Regions from separate parts of the Homo sapiens genome. Here region 1 is linked to region 2. A link is a contact called in ENCODE Hi-C or POLR2A ChIA-PET data. All regions are on one chromosome and are shown on one strand. Each heading gives the region's core, a stretch centred on a gene start or an enhancer-like site at or near the end of the contact. The rest is flanking DNA. Distances are from core to core; before and after follow the strand shown.

Region 1 (4,624 bases), core at 1,611-4,110, 71 kb after region 2:
CTTCCCAAAGGTAATATCATGATATGGCATTGAAACAAAGAACTAATTGTGTGCATATAAAGGAGAGGAAGCAGCAAAGGCGTGTAACTTTCGTATTAGTGATGCATGGGTTTGGCATTGAACGGGTGGCGACAATTCCAGGCTTTCTTGCAAAGCAACCATGAAGTAGTTTGTGTGATCCAGAAAAGAAGAATCCCATGGGAGAGGTAAGCTGGCTTCTTTTGACTGAGGCTGTGTGAGGAACACAGCAAGCGATGCAATTAAAAGCAGGAGAAATTGCCAGGAGATGTGTTTGGTAACAAGCTTGATGCTGATGCACTGTGTTACACTGAGAAACAGCACATCACAGGGAAGGCATGGCCGTGTTTGTGGTGGGGATGGGGGTGCCTTCTTGCAGGGGCAAGCCTACTGGTGAGCTGAATGACCACAGTAAGAACCAGGATGGGAGAGGACCGCTGTTCAAATCTCCTACTGGAAGATTGGTCTCCTACATGATTGGTCTTGCAATCATGGTGATTTAAGAAGTTCCTCTGACTTTGGAGCTGAAGGGCCGTGAGTAGGAACTCGGACTTTCCCTGTGTCCACACTCCAGGCTTTGGCTCTGGAGGCCGTCTGCCCATGCGTCTGTCAGGGGACAAGTTTTTTACTCTCTTTCATCTGTAATCATTTCTTCTGAAAAAGAGGCGTAAGAATGTACCTGCCTCATGGAGTCTTATAAGGAATAAACAAGATGATGCTGTAAACTGCTCAGAACAGTTTCCAGACCATGGAAAACACACCACAAATGTCTGCTACTGTTGTTGCTGTTATATTTTAACTTCCCCACCTTCACAGAAAAAACTGCGGCAATGACGCTGCATGATAGCTGCTGTCTGGAGGGACTGTAGGGGCCCTGCCTGTAGGTGACCTCCTCGAAGGCACCTGCATCAGTTAAAATTCTCGAGAGAAACAGACTCAAAAGAGACAGACAGACAGACAGACACACACACACAGTGACTTTAAAGTGTTGGCTCCTGTCAGTGTGGTGGTGGCAGGTGTGAAGTCTGTAGGGCTGGCCAGCATACTGCACACTAAGATAAGGGGAGTTGTTGCAGTCGTGAGTCTGAATTCCACAGGGCAGTGGCTGGAAGCTCAGGCAGGGTTTCTGTGTTGCAGTCAGGAGGCAGAATTCCTTCTTCTTCGGGAAACCTCAGTCTTTGCTCTTATGGCCTTCACCTGATTGGACAAGGCCCACCCACATTTTAGAGGGTGATCTGCTTTACTCAAAGTCTATTGATTAATACGTTGATCACATCACAACATTGCTAAATCAATGTTGATCACTTTGATTTATATGTTGAATCCTGACAAATACCTTCATGGCAACATCTAGACTGGTGTTTGACCAAACAGCTGGGCGCCATAGCCTAGCTGAGGCGACACATAACGTTAGCCATCACAGCACCGCAGCCTCATGTCTATGTATACCTCCCATAGCACATCGTGGATCTGATGAATGACCAGGTAGCATATGGGACAGTCCCTGGAGTCTTGTAGTTTATTTAGTTCTTCATGCAAAGCACCTAGTGATAGAGACAGTAGGGGCAAATACATTTGCATGCATGATTACTGCTGTGGGAGGAATTCACAAAGAAGGTGACAAGGACGTCAGCTAGAGAGGAATGGAGGTGCAAGAGTGGAGTTGGCTAGTTGAGGGGACCCTGTAGAGAAATGCTGCTGGTCTCACACAGGCATGTGCTGCCTCCTGTCCCCCTCTCCGTGGTCCTGGGTAGGGGGATGGCTTCTGCTAAATACACGTGAGTTTCCAGGAAAGGCAGCCTAAGACTCAGAGAGAGAGTGCAAGACCCTAGGAGAGGCCAGGGGACTCTCAGTTGGGACTCTCCAGCTGTCAGGCCCTGCTCAACATAGGCCTGTTTGTCTTTCAAGGGGGATGTTCTTTCCAGCTGTTGGCAAGCAGAGGCTTCTCTGGGTAGCTGGGCGAGCACCCAGCTTGCATGCATGCACCAGCACCCCACAGCACGCTCGAGGGCAGTTTCTGTTTCTCCCAGGCCCCTGCTTTTAGCCACATCATGTCACATGCTTTCTTTTCGCTATCAAGATCTTCACTACTGGCCCCGATATTTCTACTCAGCTTTCTTTTTCATCTGTTTGAGAATCAGGGGACCTGGGTTCTTTTCCAGCTTCTGACACCAATTGACCTTGAGAACTTAGACAAATGACCGACTTTTCTAACCTCAACTCACATTTGATAAAATGAAGTCACTCTCTTTAATGTCTTCCAAGGCATGTTTCTGCCTGTTTTCAAAAAGACAGAGAATAAATGGCTTCTATGAGACCGTAGAGAAAATCAAAATTCAGATCAGAATTCATGCACTTTGCTGCCCTAAGGTGTTGGCTGGGATTCCCCAGGCTCCCTTATTCTAAGACTCATGTAATGAGCATATCTGGGTTCCTGAGCAGGGCCATGGAAAGTCTGATATGGCACTTGGTGGAGTGAGGAGAGCCAGGATGGAGGAAGTCAGATGGGGAGGAAATCTGAGGAACGGTGCTGGCAGACTCATTGCTCTTTGTCAAAGGCGGAGTATGGAAGGGTGGGCTTGGGGCTGAGGGGCAATGGGGTATGAAATATTGGAACGGGGGCTGAGCTCTGTGTCACTGGCTGCTAACTCCTTCAGCAGCATCCCTGTCCACCCTCCTGTCCCCTAATTGTGCTCCAGAGGCCATTTCTGGAGATGGGTGCAAAAGTGCTCTGATTTCTATTTCTGGGAACTGAGAAATCTGCTGACTGTCTCTGGCTTAGAATAAAACTTACATGTGATGCCAGAATAAGATGTGGCAGGGCCTTCTCTGAGACAGGCTGGCCAACCATCGCAAGGTCAAGATCATCTTACGAAAGGCCACAGAGTGCACACACAGCAAGCACATGCCCTTTCAGTAGTTGTGCCTCAAGATGTGTATTTCGAGTTTTGTTTTGGGATCAGGTAGGACACTGAAGCCCGGGGCAAGGACAGACATAGAGCTGGGGTGGGCCGTGTCCTTTAGTCTGGCTGCCATCTGTCTCTCCTTTCGCAGGTTCCTGGAGTGCAGCTGGCCCACTAGATTATGGCTGTGCTGAGCAGAAAGAAATCTCAGGAAATCCTGGGCATCAATGCAAGGGCTGATTGGCAGGAGGTGTCCATGAGTAGGGAGGGTTACGTTTCTGTTTCTACACTCTGCCCCACTGGCCCCCAAAGGTGTCATGTTCTCCCAGGTATTCCCAACAGGAACCAGGCTCTTCAGGAGTAGTGAGGATTCCCCAGGGCCCCTCTCCTTCCTTGGCTCTCAGGACCCTGTCAGCTTCATGCCAACTGGGCAGACCTGGATAGTTTCCTGCCCTTTCAGACTGGATGCTAGAACCCAGACTCTGTTCAGGAGGCAGAGGGCAGACCAAGGAAATGCCATCCTGCAGATCACTCCCAGCCTCCAAGATGAAAGCCGCTAAGCCCAGGACTGTGTGCATGGGCAGAGCCTGGTGAGGGCAACTGTGAGAACACAGGAATTCACAGGGTGAAGATCCATCTACACTAGGTGCAGTGAAAGTGACTTGCAAAACTCTTAAGCACAACCTATAGAAATATGTTTTACACTGGGATCCAGTTGTGGTCTAGTGCCTGAATATGACACACTTTTACGTGTGTGCATGCAAGTGTACAAAAACAGTATTTGTGTATGCTGGTTATACATTTGCATAAACCTGTTTTGTCCTAGTCCAGGTTTCCCAGAGTACATAGCCTGAGGCAAAGTTTGGGACTCTTGCTTTATTTCCAGTGAGGTGGGAACAGGGAGGGGAGGAGGAACACAAACCTGGGGAACCGTATTCCCAGCTCCAGCTGGCTATGCCACTTCTGCAAGCACAGTGGGTTTTTGGCCATGCTGGATGGCACTGGAGAACCTCTATGGAGCACCACATCTCAGAAAGGTCTGCTGCAAGGAGAGGAAAAGGGCTTTATCTGTTACCTCTTTCCATCTCCTGTCTCTCATCAGTTAACGTTTGCTGCTCAGCAGATAACACCTGTATTTTCAGGCAGAGCCTCCATGGGTCTGGTTGGGTTGAACACGAGAGTGGCAGCTGCCATACTCTCCGCACCACAGGTGTGATGAAGGCCAAGTTGAAAGCACAGGCTTCACTCCTGTGGGCATCTGGGAAAGCCAGTGTCATTAGGAGAGGAGGCAACAGCAGAAGCAGCCAGGGCTCTCTATCGAGCAGAAGGCAGAGAGCCGGAGGTGCAAGGGGACTGAGTAGCTAAGAGTGCACCCCAGAATCTATGTCTGTATGAACTGAGAAAGAATGTCATCTTTCCACATACACACCATATAGTCGTTCTTACATTGTTATAAAGGAATACCTGAAGCTTGGCAGTTTAAAAAGAAAAGAGGTTTAGTTGGCTCACGGTTCTGTAGGCTGTACAGGAAGCATGGTGCTGGCATCTGAACCTGGTGAGGGCCTCAGGAAGCTTCCAATCATGGTGGAAGGCAAAGGGGAGTAGGCGCATCACATGGAGAGACTGGGAGCAAGAAAGAGTGGCAGGAAGCACCACATACTCTTTTCTTTTTTCTTTTTTTGAGATAGAGTTTTGCTCTTGTT
Region 2 (4,846 bases), core at 1,098-3,597:
AGGCCCTAGGACTGGAAGAGTTCTGTGAGACGAGATGGGGAGGTGGGCAGAGAGGGCTGGGAGGGCCTGTCCAAGCTCGCGTAGACCATGAGAGGAAGCATTTTTGGGTAGAGAACAGGTTGCAGGGCAAAAGTGGAAGCAGGGAGGCTGGTGAGAATGTGATCACATTTGCAAAGTTGAAAAGAAAAGCTGGAAAGAATATTGGATAGATTACATCTATTTTGATATAGATATATTTTGAAGGTGGAGGTGACAGGATTAGCTGTTGAGTTGAATGTGGAATAAGAAAACGTGGCTACAAGATTGACTCTAGAATCTTTGCCTTCAGTTACTAGTTGAATGTTGACATCATTTATTAAATTGGGGAAAGCAGAGAGGCCAGGTGCTGGAGGCAGGGGGATTGAGGTGTTTGTTAGAAATCCAAATAAAGAGGTCAAGTCTGCAGGTGGATTAGTGAGGCCGGTGTTAAAGAGTGGGAATCTGAGCAGATAAATAGGCTGTGGAGCCAGAAGTTACCCAAGTCTTTGCGATATTACAGGCTGTAAGATTGAATGCAAACACTGTAGAGAGAGAGAGAAGAAAACAGGTCTGAGGTTTGAGCCCTGGGTACTGAGGTTTGAGCCCTGGGCACTCTCAGCTCAAGGTCTGGGTGGTGAAGAGGAGCCAAGAGAGACTCAGAAGGAGCCTGGGTGGGAGGAGGCTATTCTGAGACTGATTCATGTGGGCTGAAAGGGAACTGATATAATCCAAGATAAATGCCACAGCACGGCACAAGTCTGGAATAAGATGCTAAGGAAGGCAAAAGATCAGAAGGAGCTCATAAATGAAAAAACAACTGTTAAAAATATTTTTTGAAGGATTTTGTAAGTTTTGTTGACAGAGTCCAACTGTTGATGGCATATGGTGTAATGTTAAAAGGTGACAGAGAGAAAGTACAATGTCTCACTTTCTGTTTTACTGCCATGATTTTTCTAAAAAAACTAAACCTACAAAATGGAAAGGGTGGATGCAACATGGTTAGGAGGCAGGAGACCCAGCCTAAGGGAGAAGGCAAAAGAAAGCATTAGCAGGGCTGAGCACAGGGCAGATCGTGGCCCAGCATATAAACATCAAAAGGATCATGAAGCCCATTGCTAACCTATGATAAAGCTTGGAGTGATGGAGAGTCCAGAAAATGTCAAGAGGATTCATATTGCACAAATCTTTAAGAAGGTAAAATATATTTTAGAAATTAGAGATCCGAGAGTTGGGTGGTTTCTAGTGAAATTAAATAAATGGCTGTGATAACGTAGTAGGAACCGACAGGAGTTTCTTGAGGTTAAGGGGTGCCAGATTCAGCTTGTTTCTTTTTCTGAATGACCAGTCTGTGACCACTGACATGTGTGGAGCTCAGACTTCTGGTCAAGGTATTAAACCAAATAGAGCTGAATACTTATCATTGCCTGTTGCTCCAAGCAACTGGCTGGTCATTGGTGTTATTTGCTATAACAAGAAAGACTGACAGAACCAGGTTGTGGCTGGGGGAGAAACTGAGATGTCTGTTAGACGTTTTAGTGGACATGTCAGCTTACTACCTTGACTAGAAGTCTGAGCTCATTTATCCATGATAGATGCAATGAAGCAATTAAGAAAAAAGCCCAGTTTCAATGTAAGAAAGAGAAATAACTAGAAGCAATCAACAAAGAAGGAATGCAAAGCCATGACAGAGAGCCAGCGTTGAAGCTGCAGAGCCCTCAGGGGCTGGATCCACTCCTTATGGCAGGGATTTTGTTCTGTGTAAAGATGGACATCGAGGGCTCCATGTGAAAGCTTGGGTGGAGAAGGACTGTGTAGGCCAGGGCTGGGGCACAGGAAGGAGCTTGCCCCTGCAGACTGTGGCAGGGGGAGTTTCCCATGTAAAACTGAAACCCCAGCCTCTGTCACAAAAAGATGTGGGGCTCCAAGTCACACTGCCTATGCCATAGTGTCAAAATAAACAAACAAAAAATGATAATTATTGTAGAATTTGGCCTCATGGCACTTGTCCAATTTGAAATAAGAATATATGGAGACAGAACTCCAAGCAAAAGGGATTTATTTGGGAATGAACAAAGAAATAGGATTGAGATCTCAGACATATGCATAGACTGGGATGGTCTCTGGCATGTCTGGAGAACAAAGGAAAATTAAGGTTTTACTGGGGAGAGAAGAGGTGATGCAAGTTGTTTTGAAAGTTCATTGTCAAGTATCAGTAGCTGCTAGGTGGGACTCAGCATCTTGGAGTTACGGTTAGGCCTTTGTATTTTTGGACTGACCTTGTGAGAGTTGCAAAACAGGCCAGCGTGCCTCTAGAAGTGGCTAGCTGTTCTTGTGCTGCTAGCTTTTCTTGTGTGACTCATGTAGTAAGCTGTGGTTTGGAAACAATTTTTGAGGTGGATCCTATCATCAGATAAATTATGAGTGAGAGTCCTCCCTTCATGGCCTTCCCTGGCTCTATTTTGCTATGGTTTGAAAGAGTGACTCCACTTTGATTCTGACAACTTTCACACATTTTAGGGCTCTGGCAGATGCAATGTTAAGTCCCCTACAAGGACATACCCACAGCTCACGGCACATCCTGGATTGTTACAGAAGGTAAGTCTTGTTGAAGATGAGCTCACAGACAAAATCTCAGAGTAAATGGGGAAACCTAACACTATGAAAGAGAATCAGCAGATGGAAGAAATGGGAATATTTACTCCTGTGGAACTAGCAGCCATAGAGTAAGTGTATTTAAATGATAAATGAGACAAAAAAAAAAAAAAAAGGAGAGAATCTACAGGTACTAGAGAAAGCCACTATGCAAAAGGACCAAATAATTCAAGAAACTAAATAGTCATTGAAATTAAAGGAAAACAATGTCTTTAATAGATAAATAATACAATAGTCCAAATACAACTGACAACTGAAGATAAAATTAGTGAATAGGAAGAAAGAGTTAATCTATCAAAATTCTTTATGGAACAAATAAGAGAAAGATAATTTGAGAGGTGCAGAGGCTAAAATCAGAATCTCAAATACATATCTAATAGAAATTCTTGAAGCAATAATTAGTGAGATTGAGAATGTGACAGTATTTGAAGAAGTTAGACACAAGTCTTGATATTAAAGGAGTACATCAAATATTAAATAGAAAAATTAAAAATAAACTTATCTAGAAGCATCATCATGCAACTTTAGAACATAAAATAAAAAGTCAAAATTTTTAAAGCTATGATAAAAGAAAGACATTAAACACAATGGAAAAGTTTCAGAGTGGCACCTACTCTATCAGACACAAAAGTCTCCAGAAGACAACAGAATAAAATGTTTAAGACGCAAAGGGAAATAATTGTTAACAATAATGCTATATCCAAGTAAACTGTCATCTAGGGAAAGATTTCCATACATACAAAGACTGATAATTTGCCACACATAGATCTTTTCTGAAAGAAGTATTTAAGGATGTGCTTCAGCAAGAAGATCATTGAATGTGGAAAGAAGTATGAGAATGCAAGGAGCAGTATTCAGTGATCAAAGAAGTATGTATGTAAATCCAAATAAGATTGATGGGAAATAATGATTTTTTTTCATGGCTTTAAGTACAACACATAAATACTAAACAAGACTAATTGGGGAATGAAAGGGGGTACATTTAAAAGATAGTGAAAGCATACTGATTCCGTTTTCAGGAGAGAGAAAGCAAATTAGAATTACTGTAGCATTTGTAAGAAAAATATAAATTAGGCATGTATGTTAAAATTTTAAGTTAAAATTAATGATGGAAAAATTTGTCAGTAAAGGTATTTGTGCTTTAAACCAGGATACAACTAAAAGAAAGCTGATATAGCAATAAGCAATATTTATAACAGAAAAAATAAAATGCAAGCTTAGAAACACTATTATGGTGCAATATATAAAGAGGTACAATGATAAAAGGACCAATCCTCCAAGGAGCCAAAACAATCATGAACTTTACATAACTAATGAAATATATAACTATATAAGGTCCTACTTTACAGACGTGCAAGGAAAAATATCAAATATTGATTAAAAATATAAGATGCAACACATATTTTTGAGTAAATAATAGTTATTGATAATTTGTATCAGGCACTGTGGTCACAGCCCCGTTTTACATATGAGAAAATAGAGCCTTGAAAATGTCAAATAGTGTGCCGAGTCATATGGCTAGTTGGGCCTGCAGTGAGACTTGAAGCCATGGAGTATAATTCCGAGGTCATGCTTTTAACCGCTACACAGTGCCTCCTTGAATGTTAACACTGGGGCCAGAAGACATGCTAAGTTGTATTCCTCTATTGTGTTTGGGAAGGCAGGGATATTAATTGTTTAACAAATATTTCTTGAGGGTTTTCTTTATGCCAAATGATGTGCTAGGCACTGGGGATTCAGCATTGGAGGAAACAACAAAACAGAATACCTGCTCCATGGTGCTGAGATTCTAGCATGTGTGTAGGAGAGGGAGAGGAACAACAGTAAATATGAAGAAACATAACATGCCAAGTGATGTTCACTGCAATAAAGAAGCAAGCACAGTAAGGGTCAAGAAGTAGCAGAGAGTGGGGTGGGATTTTATAGAGGGGTCTCTCTATGTTCAGAGATGAGAGGCAAGAAGGGAGTGAATCATGGGAATGTACATTTCCAGGCAGAGTGAGAAGCCCTTGTCAAGCCCCAACAGGGAGCTGGCTGGCTGTGCCAAGGACAGTAAGGAGGCAGATGTGGCTGAATTTCCAGAAGCCAGAGCAGATATGCAAGAAGGGGTCAAGAGGTAGCAGTGTAATACATTTTTGAATTATCTGTATAAACAATGGACAGGGTTTGATGGGGT

What was found. A loop is a pair of places that touch in the nucleus more often than their neighbours do. ChIA-PET counts read pairs that join two places held with the same protein, here RNA polymerase II (POLR2A). Pooled maps may share reads with other maps.
Region 1: a map with no recorded cell type shows a loop between it and region 2 (5-fold over the local background). The contact joins two enhancer-like sites. A Hi-C loop is called at or near these places in 1 of 168 maps with a recorded cell type or tissue (MCF 10A), 1 of 37 single-sample maps with no recorded cell type and 4 of 50 pooled maps. POLR2A ChIA-PET finds 5 or more read pairs at or near these places in 1 of 52 experiments (MCF 10A).

The regions. Positions count from the first base shown.
Region 1 is chr2:128,796,156-128,800,779 of GRCh38, forward strand. No RefSeq gene overlaps it. Among named protein-coding and RNA genes, the nearest start is that of LINC01854, 480 kb to the right of the region's middle. Within about 2 kb of position 2,861, at least 3 of the 41 ENCODE cell types and tissues checked have a DNase peak (open chromatin) inside an H3K27ac peak, as active enhancers do.
Region 2 is chr2:128,725,740-128,730,585 of GRCh38, forward strand. No RefSeq gene overlaps it. Among named protein-coding and RNA genes, the nearest start is that of HS6ST1, 410 kb to the left of the region's middle. Within about 2 kb of position 2,348, at least 3 of the 41 ENCODE cell types and tissues checked have a DNase peak (open chromatin) inside an H3K27ac peak, as active enhancers do.